2 separate regions of the Mus musculus genome follow, and region 2 is linked to region 1. Evidence: chromatin loops called from intact Hi-C (ENCODE). Cell type or tissue: left cerebral cortex. All regions are shown on one strand. Each heading gives the region's core, and the rest is flanking DNA. Links, peaks and the distances in the headings are about the cores only. Region 1 overlaps Elk1 (ELK1, member of ETS oncogene family). Region 2 holds the start of Timp1 (tissue inhibitor of metalloproteinase 1).

Evidence for each region. A loop is a pair of places that touch in the nucleus more often than their neighbours do. Peaks named below come from ENCODE experiments on the same cell type or tissue, not always from the same donor. Only the 100,000 strongest peaks of a DNase experiment are listed, where the experiment ranks them.
Region 2: it touches region 1 in a loop (4-fold over the local background); 3 of 42 quality-filtered maps call a loop at or near these places.

What each region holds. Positions count from the first base shown.
Region 1 is chrX:20,941,292-20,950,370 of GRCm38, forward strand. Elk1 (ELK1, member of ETS oncogene family) reads right to left here. Exons shown (of 6, transcript NM_007922.5): 2 at 263-506. The coding sequence starts at 472. Among named protein-coding and RNA genes, the nearest start is that of Elk1, 4.8 kb to the right of the region's middle. In left cerebral cortex, for the core only: a CTCF peak has its summit at 4,951 (motif pointing left); DNase peaks (open chromatin) are centred at 3,517 and 4,951; H3K4me3 peaks cover 648 bases.
Region 2 is chrX:20,864,073-20,873,151 of GRCm38, forward strand. Syn1 (synapsin I) reads right to left here. Exons shown (of 13, transcript NM_013680.4): 6 at 1,774-1,836; 7 at 1,047-1,189; 8 at 883-957; 9 at 689-791. Timp1 (tissue inhibitor of metalloproteinase 1) reads left to right here and starts at 6,094. Exons shown (of 6, transcript NM_011593.2): 1 at 6,094-6,252; 2 at 6,962-7,090; 3 at 8,705-8,784; 4 at 8,978-9,079. The coding sequence starts at 6,967. In left cerebral cortex, for the core only: no CTCF peak of the experiment used is centred there; DNase peaks (open chromatin) are centred at 3,645 and 6,108; H3K27ac peaks cover 599 bases.

The sequences.
Region 1 (9,079 bases), core at 756-8,755:
ATTAGTAAGTTTTAATACTGTCTTCAAAGTTATAGCTATACTAATTGAGACAACAAAATGAAATTTCTAGGCCTGAAGTGTAATTCCAGAAATTGGGGGTAGAGACAGGACAGTGAAACTGAGGCCAGCTTAGGCTACATAGTTAAGTTCCAGACAAATCTAGACTACATTATAAGACCTTGTCTCAAAAGGAAAAAAAAAAAAACAGAGTTTTTCCGACAGTAATTTCAAGGGTTTGCAGTCCTGGTCTTTGAGGCCATACCTTATCATAGTAGTACCGCAAGGCCCGGCTAAGCTTGTCGTAATTCATGTTGGTCTTGTTCTTGCGCAGTCCCCATAGCCGGGCCACCTCCTCTGCATCCACCAACTTGAACTCACCACCATCCCGTGAGGTCCAGGAGATGATGTGGCCATTACCTTGTTCTCTCAGAAGCTGCAGCAGAAACTGCCACAGCGTCACAGATGGGTCCATCACTAGGGAAGCACTCACGCCATTCCAGGAGTACCTGGAAGAGAGCAAAAATGATTCGTTTCTTGTTACCTTGCCTCCACATCTGTTCCCAAATCTCACTACTATTCCCTAAACAGTCTCCTAAACTTCTTCATGTAGCTTTGGATGCCCCTTGTATTTTACATGTGTGACAAAAAAGAATTAAAGGAAAAAATATGTGAGTATGTCCATGTGACTATATGTACACATGTGTGCTGGTGCCAAGAGAGATCAGAAGAGGGCAATGGATTCCCTGGAGCTAGAGTTCAGGCAGTTATAAACTGCCCAACATGGGTGCTGGGAACTGGACTCTGCTTCTCTGTGAGAGCAGCAAGCATTCTTTATATTGAGCCCTCAGTCCAGCCTTGATGCATGTGAATCTTTAGGAGCCAGAGGGAAGACAGAATACAACCCGAGCCCCAAAGAGTTCCATATCCTAGTTATTGGAGTCTGTGACCAGGTTAGGCTACATAGCATAAATGAATTCTGAGATGAAATTAAGATTACAGACCTTAAGATATAGCAATCACTCTGGCTTTATTTGAGGTCAACCACTGTATGAGCTCTTTTCAAAGCAGAGAAATGAGGCTAAAACAGAGTTTAGGGCAGAATGGCAGAAGGACTTTCTCTGCTATTTCTTGATTCTGGAGAAGGCTCTAAGACAGGAAAATTGGGCAGCTCCACAAATCTGGAATGACCCTCAGCTTAAAGCCAGTAAGGAAATCAGCATTACAACTAAAGGGACAACCTGAATGAGCAGGAAACAAACCTCTTCTAGAAAGGACTAAAAGTCCTGCTAGACTTTAATGCTAGCCTGGCAAGATCAGTGTTGGGCTTCTGTCAGATGATAAATTATATATTTTTTTAAATGACAGAGTCTTACTATGTAGCCCGGGCTGGTCTTGAACTCTTGCCTCAGCTTCCTGAGTACTGGGAATACAGGTATGTACCAATGCATCTACAGAAATGTATAGTTTCAATGAGAATAAATTATATAGCGGGACTAGAAAACTAGTGTAATATCCATAACTTAACTCACATTAACTCTCTCTCTCTCTCTCTCTCCCCTTTCCTATCAACTTTTCTAGGATGTGCCTTTTGGTAGCCCTTTGCAAGTACTGTTCACTGTACATGGAGCTCCTTTCCTCTTTGAGCAGTCGTCCTCTAAAAACGACGAAGAGGACCCACTGAAAAGTCCTTTGCGTTATGAAGCCTTCCTGAATCTGAATACGTACTCTTCTCTGTTCCTTGATCCCCCAATTTTTCTAACCTGGGATTGTTCCTGTACGGTTTAAGCGTTTAAATTTTTTTCTTTTTGATGAGCATATATTAATTATACATAGTGGGTTTCTATTATTTATACATAATGGGTTTCATTATAACATTTCTTTTTCTTTCTTTTTTTTTTTGTTTTTGTTTTTTTCGAGACAGGGTTTCTCTGTGTAGTCCTGGCTGTCCTGGAACTCACTTTGTAGACCAGGCTGGCCTCGAACTCAGAAATCAACTTGTGTCTGTCTCCCAAGTGCTGGGATTAAAGGCGTGCGCCATCATTATACCATTTCTAATATAATGACTTTGATTAAATTTCCCTCCATTAACCTATCCCGTTCCCCTCCCTTCCCACTGATTATCTTCCTCTTCCCAACTAGGCTTCTTTGTATATTATGACTTTTTTGTGATCCAATGAATTTTAGTAGAGTTGCTTACAAGGCCATGGTGAAGGTTTGTTTTCAGGAACATGGACCCTGCATCACTGAAGTAACCATTAAAGGCCTTTAGATCCACAGGAAAGGATGAGGCCACATGAATCTTCTCTCTCTCTCTCTCTCTCTCTCTCTCTCTCTCTCTTTTTGCCATTGTTGCTGCTGCATTGTGATAGGGTATTATGTAGTTCAAGCTGTCCTCAAGTTCCTGATGCTATTGTTTCCATTTCCCAAGTGCTGAGATTACACACACCCCAGCAAACAAGGCAGCTACTTCTTTCTGTAGTGCTAGAGATCAAATCCAGGGACTTATGCATGTTAAGTACAAGATTTATCACAGAGCTTCACCCGGAACCCATGCCTTTTAATTTCTTTTTATTTTTATTGGATATTTTATATATTTACACTTCAAATGTTATCCCCATTTCCAGTTTTCCCTCTGGGAACCCCCATCCCATCCTCCCTCCCCCTGCTTCTATGAGGGTGCTTCCCCACCCCCCACCCCGCCTCTCCACCCTACACTGGGACATTGAGCCTTCTCAGGACCAAGGGTCTCTCCTCCCATTGATGCCCGACAAGGCCATCCTTTGCTACATATGTAGCTGGAACCATGGGTCCCTCCATGTGTACTCTTTGGTTGGTGGTTTAGTCCCTGGGAGCTCTGGGGGGGTCTGGTTGGTTGATACTGTTGTTCTTCCTATGGGGCTGCAAACCCCTTCAGCTCCTTCAGTCCTTTCTCTAGCTCCTCCATTGAGAACCCTGTGCTCAATCCAATGGTTGGCTATGAGCCTTTTTAAAAACAAGTATGTATTTACTCTTTATGTGAAGCACTGCTCTAAGCAGAAAGCCATCTTGCCTACTGCACAATCAACCTAAACTGTTAGACTTTTATGGTTTAAATCCTGGATCTGCTAGTTATTAGCTGTGGGATTTTGGCCAATTCATTATACTTATTTTGTATTACAAATCTTCTCATCTGTGAAACAGGGATAGTAATATACTTATCTATAGAGACCATGTATCATTATTATTATGTGAATTTTAAATTTAACATGCTTGGGTTATAAACTTTACATAAATATTTTCTAATTTGTTCACAAATCTTTTTTTCTGCTATTCCTTAATCCAAAACAGTCTAAGAACGAAGGCTTCTTTTTAGTTCTTTTGGCAACAAAACATGATTGGAAAGAAAGCAAGGCCCATTCTGGTTTTTATTGATCTTTGCTTAGTATGACTGTTCATACATTTTGGTGCAGCGATCTAAAAGCAGCTGGTGACAGAGCTGGTTGAAGGTGTTATGTAACATGTCATATGTGCACCATGCTACCTTTCTAAACTGAAAAATTCACAATTCTGAAATATAACTGGTCTATGGGGTTTTAGATAAAGGCATGGGCTGTTATTTTTATAGGCACTGACTCACTTATCTCTCATCCCAACTCAGAAAAATAGGCATTTTTTTCCTTTTGGAAAGGAGATATTCTTATTACAATATCACTAATTTTACACAAGGGAAAAGATGTCCAAGTGACTTCACTGTTGTGACAGTTCCTGCATTTGACCCAAGTATCACCCTTCAGGGGTCTAAGTGGTTTTGTTATTTATTTATTTTTAGAGACAGGGTCTAGATAGCCCAGGAAAGCCTCAAACTTGCCATCCAGCTGAGGATGACCTTGAACTCCTGTTTTACCTGCTTCCACTTCCCTAGTACTGAGATACTTGGCATGGGTCACCATGACCAGTTTCAGGAGTCTGAGCATTTAACCACCTGCATCAGATCCTTTGTGTATATATTATGGCTTCCAATTTAGTGTTTTATGGGATTCCCTAGTGTTCAAATGAATGGGTCTGTTTCTTGGGCCTTCTCTTGGGCTCTTTTTCTTTTCTTTTATTATATTTTATTATTATCTCTTAGAAGCCTGTTCTGTTCCTTTCCTTTCTTTCCTTCCTGTTTTTATTTTGAGACAGGGTCTGTATAGTACTGGATGTCCTGAAACTAGCAAGATGGCCTTGGCCTCAGCGATCCACCTGCCTCTGCCTCCTGAGATTTGGGATTAAAGGCACTTGCTACCACTGCCTGGCTTTTTGTTGTTGTTTTTTTGAGACAGGGCCTCTTGGCTGCCCTGGATTAAAGGCCTGTACCACACCATGACTACCCTGCTGCCTGTTTGTTTTCTAATGGGAGGGGAGGTGGGAAAGAACTGGGAGGAATACAGATGGGGGCAAACTGTAAGATATCTATAGGTAGATATCTATACCTATAGATATCTTACAGTTTATGGGGATAGAGAGAAATCTATGTTCAATAAAAAAAGCAAAACAAATTATCACCTCATTAGAAGGATGTTCACTGTTCACCTGTTATCCTACCATTACCCTTTCCTATAACCAAACTGGAACTAACACTGAACCTGCTTAAGTCCCTGCAAGGATGGGACTTAATCAACCAGCTGTCCACCTGGCTCGGATTGTTGGATTAAGGATTAAGAATAAACCTTTTAAGGTTTTGAAGAACCTATGATTTAGATTTATAGCTTTATTCTTTAATCTGCATGAAATTATAGTATGATCCTCATATGTCTGAGCCAGTTCAAGGTTCTTTTAGCAGAAACAGTGTTAGGCAGCTGTCCAAATTAGAGTGCCGAGGGACAGTGGATCAGAGTCCCGCCCCCGCCCCCCCCAGCTCTAAGGGACTAAATATTCCCAACACCAGATTCTTTCAGAGGCCTATAGAGTGCAGTGTGACCCCTAGTGGCAAAAACAGGCAATTTCACCGCCTCCTCTGAGCTATGCCAGAACCCAGCAGCTGAGTGAAATCTGATCAACTACTAGCTTATCAAAGAGACAGGCTGAATTTGATTGCTGCTTTTTTTTTTTCCCACACAGGCCTTACCAGGAATCCTAGTTACCTGCCCTTCCCAGAAGGCTTTCTTTCCACTCCTCACCTCATTCTCTGGGTGCCTTAAAACAGCTTAGGACACAACAGACAGGAGCCCTTGCATATTATAATCCACACATTCATAGGGCAGTAAGAAATGTCTCAAAAAAAAGGAAGAAAACAAAATAATAATACCCTCCAAAAGGTGGACTGTATTATGCTTCCCATTTTGCAGACAAGTGAGTGAAGTGTGGAGAAAGATGTTAAGTAACCTGCCTAAGGTCTCACCCTTGGAGGAGCTGCTGGATGCTGGCAGTCAAACTGAGCACCCCTAGCCAATCAAGGCCAGTTCTCAAAGAAAACATAAACAGGCAAGATCCCAGAGTGACAAGTAGGACACTTCCCTGAAGAAGCGATGTTTGGTGGAGGGGAGGTAGCAAGTCATATTGATGTCCATGGGAAGGATAATTCTGATAAAGAGAAAAGCATATATAAAAGCTCTAAAGTGTCTACCTGAGGCCATAATGTTTCTTGCCAGGTAGAGTTTTTCCTCTGCACGATCCAATGCATGGAGTAACTTGTTTGTTCTTGCAAAGTTGTTCTGTGCTGATCTTCACAGCCTCATACTCTGCCCTGTTCTGCCTGTGTGACTTTGAGCAAGTTGTTCAACCTCTCTATGCCTTGTTCTATATCTGTAAAATAGGGTATCTTACTCTCAAATCAAAAAATACTTTTTAAAAATGAGGACTCAATGTGTCTCTATATATGTAAAGTACTTAGAAAACTGTCTGTAGCACATGCTAGAAATGCAATAAACATTAGCCCTTAGGTTGTATGGCATCCTTCTCCCTCCCCCTTAACTTTCTGTACGACTTCACCATCTGGCTTCCATAATTTCTATGACCTTGACTTCTATCCCTCCCTCTCAACTTGTTTCCAGTCACACTGGCTTTTGAACATGGTAGCCATAATCTGGGCTTCAGGGTCTTTGCATTGAGTGTTCTTTCTGGTACATTCTTCCTTTACACAATATGGCTTACTCCTTTGTTTCTTTCAGGCCTTAACTTATGAGTCACATTTCCAAGTGTAGCATGCCTTGTCTCTAAGAGTTCAAATACCTTGATACTCTAGTCCTATTTGCCCCACTTCATGTCTGTTCCTTAGCCTTTGTATAATGTGGTATTTCATTTTACCTATCTATACAGTCTGTCTCCCTCACTTTTAGTAATGCCTGCCTGCTTTCTATGTACAGGGATTTCTGCCTGTTTTGCTTCTCTATATCTCCAGCATCTACAATAAGTGCCTGGTACTCACTAGGTGCTTAGTAAATAGCTGTTAAATATTTAAAAAGTCGTAACTGACATCTTAATTAATTCCTACATTCCCTTTTTTATCTGCACTCCCCTTGGTGATGTCTGGGATACAATTTTCATTGTCAGTTTTGTGACAGCATCTCACTCTGTAGTTCAGGTTGGTCTGGAATTCGCTATGTCACCCAGGCTAGTTTTTATTTCCTGTAAATTCTCTCTTGGTCTTCCATGCTGGAAATATATAGCCGTGAGCCATCATTCATCGTCTAGATACTACACCCCCCAAGTTAATTTGTGCAGCAGATTATTCCAAGCACCTACTGTACAGAGGTATATTTTTACATGAAGGGCAGATAAAGCCTGTAAGTTCCCATAGGATGTTTATTCTGAGGAGGATAGACAGATATCTATTTATATAAGCTATATAGCATGTCTAACCATGACAGAGTATAAAGGGCCAAAGCAAGCAGGAAAGAGATCTGAACCCTGCTCGGTATACAAAATCAGATAGTCAAAGAGAGGTGGGTGTTGACTACTTTGATACAAAAAATGATATTTGAAACCTTTTTATGTATATACCTTTATACATTATATCCCAAGCACCAGTGTGACAAATACATGTTTTACTAAAATTACACTACCCAAGATGCAAAGACATGAAAGCACTCTCTGAAACATCTTTTCTATTTGTGCCTTTTCATATCACCAACATCACATTTCCTTTACGCTCATTTTATTCACAAATCAAATGACATTCTTACAAATATCTTTAGTGTGTTCCCTGCACAGGGTAGTGAAAAAATTCCTTTGGGTATGGCAAGTGTACAGTACCTTGAAAGTTACCATACAGAGATGTGGGAGTAGTGTTAATGGAGAAAGAAGAGCTAATGCAAAGGCCCTGAGGCTGGCCTGTACCGGCTGTTTTTGAGAAGCAGTGAGGTTAGCATGGCTATAGCATGGATCTGAAATGTGGAGATGAAAGAGATAAGGTCAGTGAGGTGACTTGTTTAACCCACACATTTTTTTCACACTGGAAAGGCTATAGTTCTGACTCCCCCATTTTAGCCCAGTACAGGAAGAAAGTAGTTAAGTCATTCATGTAAAGTCACACCACTGCTAGGACTTGAGCTGATGGGTCCTGAGAACAGAGTAGAATGGAGACAGCTCTGTTGTCAGAAAGAACAGCAGAAACAAAAGCTGGGTGATTGAAACTAATTTGGCTGTTAAGGAATGTGCCCTCATATGGGATGCAATGAGGTGAGAGAGGGGCATGTCAAAAGTGTTCCCCTATCTAAGTAGTTATTGGGCCATCTGTGAACCCACATGCCCTAGTTTTCTCAGTTATCTGTCTCACAGGGCTATGATGAAGACTGGAGACTATAAGCAAGCTGGAGACTATAGAATACTGCCTGGTACACAGCAAGTGTAAAGTATAAAGTTAGATCCGACTGTCATTAGCAATAGTACCACTACTATAGTTGAGAACTATAGCAAAGTAAAATGCCTAGTGGCTAAGAGTGTTTATGAGGGCTGGGCAGTGGTGGCACACGCCTTTAATCCCAGCGCTTGGGTGGCAGAGGCAGGCGGATTTCTGAGTTCGAGGCCAGCTTGGTCTACAGAGTGAGTTCCAGGACAGCCAGGGCTATACAGAGAAACCCTGTCTTGAAAAAAAAACAAAAAACAAAAACAAAACAAAAAACAAACAAACAAAAAGAGAGTTTATGAGGAACATGGCATATATTAAAAGTCCCTGGGTTTTACAAGTACACAGGACTTCCTAGGAGATGGGGGCAGAGAAGACTGACCCAATACATAGGAGGAGGAGGAGGGAAATAAAGTACAAAGCCTATCTATCCCCTTTGGGGAGGGATTGCAAGCTCTGAGGATTTGAGAGACTGTAAACACTGGGGTGGCAGAAGGCTTCTGAACAGACTCATTCATTACAAAAGTGAGATGTGGTTTAAGCTGATACCTATACAACCGCAGAGAAGAAAAGCCATCACATAATAATTAATTAAAGTGAAGGATAGGACAAGGCCATAGACTGGGCTGTTGAAAATGAAAATAAAAATTGCAAAGCACCAAACTGACCCACTGTTAAAAGGAAGCAGCTCAAAGACTGGAGTCTACAAATAAGGGAGAAAAGTTAGGGCGGTGATAACTAGAGGAATATGAATGCAAGCATGCAAACTAATTCACAGTAAGATGGGGGCAATGGGAGGAGGTGGATAAAGTCATGGGCTTATGCACTGGGGACTCAAGGGGGGCAATAATGTAAACTTAGGTGGACTCACTGTTGAACAAACAATGGGGTGTCTTAAGTGGGAACAGTGCCACAGATTGATTCACTACAATAAACATGAGGGGTTCAGTAAACAAAGCCACAGAAGGTTCCCCTTAAATTTGAGGCTAGGGGAAATGGAAACACTTTAGACACAGCTACGACTAAAGGGGGACTGGACAATGCAACAGACTGGTTTCCAATAAGTGGGGGTTGGGGAGGGCAAGACCACGGACGAGTCCATTAAGTTGGGGTGGGGAAAATCATAAGCTCACAGACAGATCCATTATACAGACAGCAGGATGTTAGCCCACGTTCAGATCTACTATAAAGGGCAAAAGGAGCAGGCAATGCACACACAGGGGCAATCAGTTGATGGTAGTGGAGCCAAATACCAGCAGGCTGGGCCAAACCACA
Region 2 (9,079 bases), core at 308-8,307, 78 kb before region 1:
AAAACCACCAGTCTAACCCTAAAATCATAGGCAGGATCCTGCCTCACCCTCCCAAGTTGCTAGGATTACAGGCATGTACCATAGTTTAGGCTACCCTCAAACTCTTCATTAGTGCTGGGATTACCGTTTCCCGCTGCACCCAGCCTCCGATGGCTTTCAGTGGTTGGGGAAAAAGGTTTCATGTGTGCAAAAGATATGAAATTTAAACTCAGTGTACTTAAAAGTTATAGACATAAACACATGAGTTGTATCCATATGCACAGCTGCACAAATCTTCCATCTTGTTTGTGGCTGCTTTTATGGGACTGAATCAGAGTGCCAAACTGCATGGCCCACAAAGCATAAAATATGTACTGTTGGTCCCAGCTTTCACTGGGTACTTTGTCTTTTACCGAGTGCTTTGTTGTGGTTTCTAGGACATTTTCAAGGTTAACTAAGTGCTTTGCCATTTACCAAGATATCTCTATTCACAGAGCACTTTATATCTTAGCAAGTGTTGCCCATTCACCAAAGATGCCCAAGTTTTTACCATTGTCATTTGCTAGGGATGTCCCAGCTCACACAATACTTTACAGTTCCACCACCCTTCCTGGAGGACTTTTGAGTCACAAAATGCTTTCCAGTTTAGCCCATCGTTTCTGTGCAGCCACTCTTCCCTCTGTGCCCACCAATCCCTGGGTGTTCCCACCTCAATAATGTGATCCCTTCCGTCCTTGCCATGCAGCGCTTCCACTGCGCAGATGTCAAGTCCCCCAAAAATCTCTGAGCACGTGTCTACCCACAACTTGTACCTGCCAAGACAAGGAGCAGGATAGCTTGTCATTGCTCTGCTCAGATGATTCTGTTCCATCCTTACTCCCACTCCTCAATTATGTGTCTCACCTGTCAGACATGGCAATCTGCTCAAGCATAGCAGAACCTGTATTGGTCTTCCAGTTACCCGACACTGATGTCCTCCTAGTGGGGGGGGGGGGAGAGGCTTAGTGGGACATGAGATGCACGAGGTAGCCCCTCCACACACACACAAGGCCCGCCTCTCTACTCACATGTAGGCCTTGTAGTTCTGCCCAATCTTCTGGACACGCACATCATATTTAGCATCAATGAAGGGCTCAGCAGTGGCATATGTCTTAGTCAGTGCCACAACACTTGCAATATCCTGGAAGTCATGTTGGTTGTCTACCTTGACCTGTGGGTGTAGGCATGGATGAAGGCAGGAGTGAGGGCTGAATGTATCTGGAGGAATGTGTAGACAAATACGAAGTAGATATGCCAAGGCACCCAAGCACACATAATTATGGGTAACCTATTTCATACATGTGCACACAAACATACAATTGCTTGTATACAACTCTGAATATGTTAAAGACCACTTTTTTGCAGTGCTGGGGACCAAACAGGGATGTTCACATGTTACACAAGCACTCTACCACTGTACTACATCCTCATCTCAAATTATCCATTTTAAACAGGGGAGTAGAATAAAATGTGGAATTACATTTCAATAGAGCTATTATATATATAATATATAAAATGCTTGGTACACTAGCATGGTAGCAGGACATATAAAATTGGCTGGTTGCATGAGAAATATATGGGCTGAAAAATCAGCGAAATATGAAAATACAAAAGCCAATTAGATGAAGACATCCCAGAATGCATCATCAAACAGAATTATTGTTATGTGTTGAGTACACAGATGCACATCTAACTACTTACAGTGCCAAGAACATGTACTATACAAACATGTACATATGACCTACTAGAACTTACCTTGCCCATCCCAGAATGTGCGTGGCCCATCTTCACAACCACAGGGTATGTTGTGCTGCTGAGCTGGTGAAAATGAAGGCAAAAGAGGCATGGTCAGAGCTGTTCTGCTGGTCTCCAAGAGCTGGTGACCCATAGAGTGTGAGCCACACCGGTTGACATTTTTTTCCCCAGAAAAAGGTTAGTCAAAGACAGGCAGAACAGCAGTCAATTGTTTCACAGCAGCTTTGAGTTCAGAACTGAATGCACCTCCTTGCCTGCTGGTCCACTCTCTAAACCTTAGGCTTTCCATATCTGATTTCCCATGCAGAGTCCTTAGATGAGGATGAGGGAACTTTCCAGAATAGAGAAAGTTTGTTTATTTATTTCATATATTCAGACACACCAGAAGAGGGCATCAGATCCCATTACAGATGGCTGTGAGCCACAATGTGGGAATTGAACTCAGGATCTCTGAAAGAGCAGTTATTGTTCTTAACCACTGAGCCATCTCTCCAGCCTGAGAAAGTTTGTTTTTGTATGAGTTAGTGTGTGTAAGACGGTGTGGTAGTTAGCATGCAGCAATGAGGCCTTCAGCCACACCTTACATATAAGCTTCATCTTTATGTACACACACACCTTTAGAATTCTATTCAAAGCCAGAGGTGTCCACATCTATTAAGAACTCCACATCCACTGAGAAAGACAACCAGAAACTTAAATCACATTTAGTTCTAGGGCTTCACAGAGATCCAGTGAGTCAGGTCATGTGGTCATAGCATGGGACAGCAGCCAATACTCCTAAGCAACGTGTATTCCACACTTTTTTTTAATTAAAGATTTATTTATTTATTATATGTAAGTACACTGTAGCTGTCCTCAGATACTCCAGAAGAGGGCATCAGATTTCGTTATGGATGGTTGTGAGCCACCATGTGGTTGCTGGGATTTGAACTCGGGACCTTCGGAAGAGCAGTCGGCGCTCTTAACCACTGAGCCATCTCGCCAGCCCCCCCCCCCATATTCCACACTCTTAAGACTCTTAGAGTTAACACATGAGCTACCTTGCCTTGCTCTCACCTACATAAAAGAAGGACATATAACAGAACTACTTATGCACTATAGAAGCACACACTACTCTCGAGGCAAACAATAAATGGACATATGCAGCAATCACTGGCATGCCCACAGCAAACAGAAGGATTAATACAACATACAGAAGGAGAATGCATTTCTAGGCATTCATATAACCAAATCGCTGTAACTCCGACCTCATCACATTTCTGGGTCCATGAAAAGTATATCTAGACATTCAACATGTTTTTTTTCCATATCTGTAATACAAGCATACAGAAAATCAGACACACAGATAATACATATTCAGGACACATATTCAGGCAAATATGTGTTAGGCAAAGATGTGTTAAGTCTCCCTGTGTCCCAGGCTAGGCAAAGAGTATGAGGACTCTAGCCCCACCATACCCCATGTGCAAATGTAGGGCCCCTGCCTCCTACTGACAGGGTAGAGATAGCATTCTTAGGCTCTGGGTCAGTGGCAGTTCCCAACAGGCACAGGAAGCCCCATAGTCTAAGGGTGACTGATTGACCTTCAGGTCTCTCCCTCCCTCTACAATCTCCTTCCTCATTTCCCAAATGAGTGACATCATAGGAAGGCAGAGAACTGAGTGGTATGATGTTGGTAAGGGTGTCATCCAGGGAGCAGGCCAAGGAAACAATGCCAAGATGTGTGTGTATAGGGAGAAACTTTCTACTTGGGCATCTACTCATCACACAGAGAAGCTTGAGACAGGCATAGTTACATTGGCAACCTTCCACTCTCAGAAGCAACACACTCAGGCACACACCTGGCTCTCAGGAAGGGACATGGAGCATGCCTTGCAAGGGACATAAGCCACCCCTTGCGGCACAGATACATGACAGAGCTGTTCATATACAAGAATATCTATTCCCATCTGCTGAGCATTGTGGATCATTTTCCCAAACTTACTTTGCTTCCTCTGTTCATGAGCTTGAACACTGTGGGTGCATCTAAGTGTGTGCCTGCCATATGTGCATACAGGGGCCTTGGGACTTCCTGGGGAGCTTTAGCCTGCTATCTTGGCCTTTATTCTTCCCAAGGCCATTAAAAAATCCCAGGTAGGTACTGTCTTACTGGGCCTCAGTTTCCAGAGGGAAATAATCAAGCTCTCGCACTTAATACTCTGGGTATCATCAGGTATTTACACATGACAGCAGATCACTATGGGAACCTCACACCTATCCAGTTTAGCAGATAGTCACAGGCTAAACATCCCTCTGTAATGTCCACCCCACTCCATTTCAAACCTGTACAATAATCTGAATCCTTAATGTAAACAGCTGGCAAAACTGTGCTGACTCAGGTTTCATAGTTAAAGAGCTGTCGTCAGAAGCTGGCTCATAGAAGAGGCGAGACAGGACTTTCCCTGTCTTTACGTCTCCTCAGTCCTGCCGCCTAGTTACTCAGCCCCCTGTCTCACTTTCTCCTCACTTTCACAATCAGATGGTTGAAAATTTTGGTCTCCTTCCCTTTCTCCTTTTCTCTGTACCTCCTCCCACCACCACAGTAATTTCTTCACCATCTTTCCTGGACAGGCCATTTGATTCCTTTCTGTCTCTGTTTTCTTACTAAATAGTAAAAATATGAATCATACCTCACAGATATGTTGGGAAGAATAAGTCAATTATTTCAGAGAAAAGAAAATCTTAGTATACACATATAGTAAACCTGAATCTTCAAAGAGTTGGTTACTATTATTGTTGTTATTGATTTAATACCTCTTCATTAAATAACATTAAGGAACAAGGAGGACAATGGCAAACAAACAAACAAAATTTCTGAGCTGGCAATATGGCCCATCAGATAAAGGTGCTTGCTGCCTCCATGCCTGATAACCTGAGTTTGAGCCCTAGAACCCACAGGGAAGGAGAGGATTGGCCCCTGCAAGTTGTCCTTTAAGCAATGCAAGCATGTCATGGCACAAACACACACACACACACACACACACACACACACACACACACACACACACACACACACACACACAGTGTAAAAAAAAACCTTTTAAAACAGTGTATTGTACATAGTACCCTGTTGAGTGCTGGCAGGAGGTTTTTGTGTCCTGTGGTTTCTGAACCAATTTACCTAAGTTAATAAAATTGAATTAGCTAAAGTAAATTTACATAATAACCTTAGTAATGATGTACAGTAAGCATTCAGTAAGTAGCTGTGATCACCACTACCATATTCTCTCTGTCTCTCTCTCTATCTCTGTCACAGGTTCTCACTATGTATCGCTGGCTGTCCTGGAACTCACTGTATAGACTATGTACCCTCTAATTCTCTGGATCAGCTTGCCTGCTGCGATTACAACCATTGTCATTATTATTGGTCTTTCCTCCCTATATTAATTGAAGATGCTAATCAGTCCATAGAACCCTTCCACAGGACCCCAGGGAATACTCCTGCATCATCAGGAAGCTGGTGGGCAGCAGTTGCCTCATCCCATCCCCACAAGGGGTGTGGGCTGGTTGGTGGGGGAAGGGGCAGGGCAGGATGGAGTAGGGATGGTTTTTCTACTGACTCACTAACTTCTTTTACCATCAGTCACCACCACCACCACCACCCATGCTCACCACACCATTCCCTGCTTGTCAAGATTGTGTCCTGCCTGAGTTAGGACTCCAGGGTCAGGAAGCCTAGGTTTAAATCCCTGTTTTGTCCTGTGACACTAACAAAGATCTTTACTTCAGTTATTTGCCTGTTTGGTCTTGTTTCTGTTTAAGACAGGGTCTCTTGTAGCTGATGATATCTTCAAATAGCCTCACCGGTGTGTGCAGCCACAGCAAGGTTTGGGGTACCTAGGCTCTGTCTGCAAGCAGCCTCGGTTCCCTCCCAGTTCTGCCAGACTCAACTGCTATCTTGGATAAGTCATAGACTTATCCAGTGTATCAATTTCCCCACTATGTATTTGTGCCTCTTCTCCCATGTCATGTCCCTCAACTGCTTTTCTAGTTTGTCACCCTCTGACACCCCTCACCAGAATTTCAGATCCACAGGAATGCCTTTCTTGTGAGATTGTTACATAGTAGATGAAAGGCGTGAGAAAGAAGTTATTGGCTTCAGCCACAGGAAGTTTGGGGAATATGGGAAACCTGAGAGGCACAAAGCTTTAGGCGCTCTCTCTTCTGCCCTTCAAGGCCGCCAGGAAGGACTGTGCATGACGTGGAGCTGGGGGAAGGGGGCGCAGTGGGCTGGCTGGCAGAGGAGGGAGTATCTTTGGGTTTATCCTGGGGCCCGCCCCTAGGCTTTGACTCCAGCGGTGGGTGGATGAGTAATGCGTCCAGGAAGCCTGGAGGCAGTGATTTCCCCGCCAACTCCGCCCTTCGCATGGACATTTATTCTCCACTGTGCAGCCCCTGCCGCCATCATCGCAGATCGGGGCTCCTAGAGACACACCAGAGGTAAGTGGGAGCCGGGTGTCCTGGCAGAACTGGGGCTTGCCTGGAGCCTGTGTTGGTGCGGCTCATGCAGCCCTTGCCAGACTAACTGCTCACGTGGCTTGCAGGTATCAGGATCCCTAGTTAGCTAAAGAGGAATATAACGGGAGAGGGCCTGGAATGATCGTCCCAAGCTGGACTCTCCAGACTCCTTCATGCCTTTGCTAAGTGCTCCAAACCCACAAGCCTTTAATACCTTGAAGACTTCCCAACTTGCCTGTCCCTCAATCCTTATGGTTCCTGGTAACTCCCCTGTTCTCTTTGCCATGTCTGGTTCATGGAACTTCAACAGTTCTTCTGCCTACAAATTCCTCAAGCATTACCATTGTCGTAAACCTCCAAATTCCCCAAGACCCTTAACCCCCATTTTCTCCAGCTCCCTAAAACCCCAAACCTGTTCTAACCCCCCAATATCTCTGAAATCCTCAGCCCATTATATTTTAATAGCCCTAATTCCTCATTATATTTCTCCAGTTTCCCAAACTCCAAATTCATCACTACACAAATGTCAGATTTTCCCAATTCTGTTAAATTCTCAACGTTCTCCGCTCCCTTATTCACCAACTGCCACAACTCCATTCTCTAACCTAAAGAGGTCCCAAATCTCCCTAGGACCAATGGCCATGTAAGCCGTTGGTCTGGGAACCTATTAACACCTACTCTTTACCAGCAGATACCATGATGGCCCCCTTTGCATCTCTGGCATCTGGCATCCTCTTGTTGCTATCACTGATAGCTTCCAGTAAGGCCTGTAGCTGTGCCCCACCCCACCCACAGACAGCCTTCTGCAACTCGGACCTGGGTGAGTCTGGCCCCCTTTCTGTCCCTCTTAATCCAATAGGGTTCATTATGGCAGTTGTCTCTAGGACAGTTCTACTTACCCTTCCATACATCTGCTTTTGCCACACTGACATCCTTGGGCCTAAGCCTACCTTTGTGCTGGCTGCTCCCAGTACTATGTACATGCTTTTCTGTAGTTATCTACATGGGTGGCTGCCTTAAAAGTCATCTTACTGAGGTGCTTGCCTACTTTTATTTAATTTTAAATTTAATGCCAGCCACATAGTACTCCTGAACCTTTGTTACATATGCTGTTAATGGCACTTCTTAGGACACAGGCAGGCAGACTTCATTCAGGACCATGACAATTAGAATTTGCCAAGAGATGGGGGTGGTGGGGGGAGATAGATTAACTCTCAACATTACATGGGCAAATGGAACTCAATGGCCAAGGAACAGTTTGGGAGTTGGTGAATGGGAAACCATTGAGAAGAAATATCAAAGGCAAGAGGATTCAGGCTAAATCCATTAAAAAGATTATTTTTATTTATGTGTATGTTTGTGTGTATTCCATGTGTGGTGTGTAGGTGCCTGTGGGTCCTCAAGGCATCAAATCCCCTGGAGCTGGAGTTATGAATGGTTGTGAGCTACCCTATGTGGATTCTGGGAACTAAACTTGGGACCTCAAAGAGCAGCAAGTGCTCTTAACCATTAAGTCATCTCTCTAGCCTATCAGCTTACTTTTTGTTTTTGAGACTAGGTCTCACTATATAACCCAGGCTGGCCTTGAACCCCTGATCCTTCCCACTCAGCCATCCAAGTGCTGAGATTGCAGGTCTGTGCCATCACACCCAGTTTAGGTCTCTTGAAAACTGGCTAGTATAATCATCTGGTGGCCCCATCACATACTGAGGAGAATCAGATAAGGGTGGGTGTTTTCACTAACCTAATTTAGGATACTTCGCTACAAGTGGATTTTAAAGAGAAACTGTACTAATGAGCTTGGAAGAAGGTTAATGAGCCTGAGTAAATTGTGGTCAAGCAAAGCATCTGTCAACCCCTTCCCTATTCTAATTTTCTAACCCACTTAATAGCCTGTAACAATCCACATACCTTTTTTTCTTTTTCCCCTTGGTACCGGGGATTGAACCTAGGATCCAGGCAAATACTGCACAATTGAGCTACAAACCCAACCCTTTTTTTGGTGAATTTTTTATTTTAAACAGGTTCTCACTAAATTGTCTAGACTAGTCTTGAACTCAGAGTAAAGTGATCCTCCATCAGGCTCTGACAGAGCTAGGGTTACAGGCCTGTGCCACCATGCCTGGCTACTTAATGTTAGTCTGTCTCCTCCTGGCTTGAATGTGAGCTCCATAAGGAAATGGATTCCTGTATTTGGGTCACTGTCCCTAACACCCTGAACAGTGGCTGGCACCAGGCACTCCAAAATATTTGTTGAGTAAGCCAATAAATGGATATATGAAAAGGGCTTAAAACAGTGCCTAAAAGAATAGACAATATGTAGATGAATCAACTGATGTGGAAGCCATTTGAATTATGCTGTATATATGCTTTGCTGCTATGGGTTCATGCTGCTTGCCCATTTGATTCCCCATTTCCCCTTCCTTTCCTCTAGTCATAAGGGCTAAATTCATGGGTTCCCCAGAAATCAACGAGACCACCTTATACCAGCGTTATAAGATCAAGATGACTAAGGTATTTTCCCTTCCCTCCCTCCCTCCATGGCTGTACCTAACCTATTCCTTCTCCTCAAAATAGAAGCATCTAACCTTTCGTTGGTGTGGATGTTTTCTGTAAACTTGTGATTTAGATATATTGCCATCAGGAAAGAGAGTGGAGTGGGAGGATTATGTCAGTAAAAGATGTACTTTTTGTCACTCATGGGCAGATGCTAAAAGGATTCAAGGCTGTGGGAAATGCCGCAGATATCCGGTACGCCTACACCCCAGTCATGGAAAGCCTCTGTGGATATGCCCACAAGTCCCAGAAC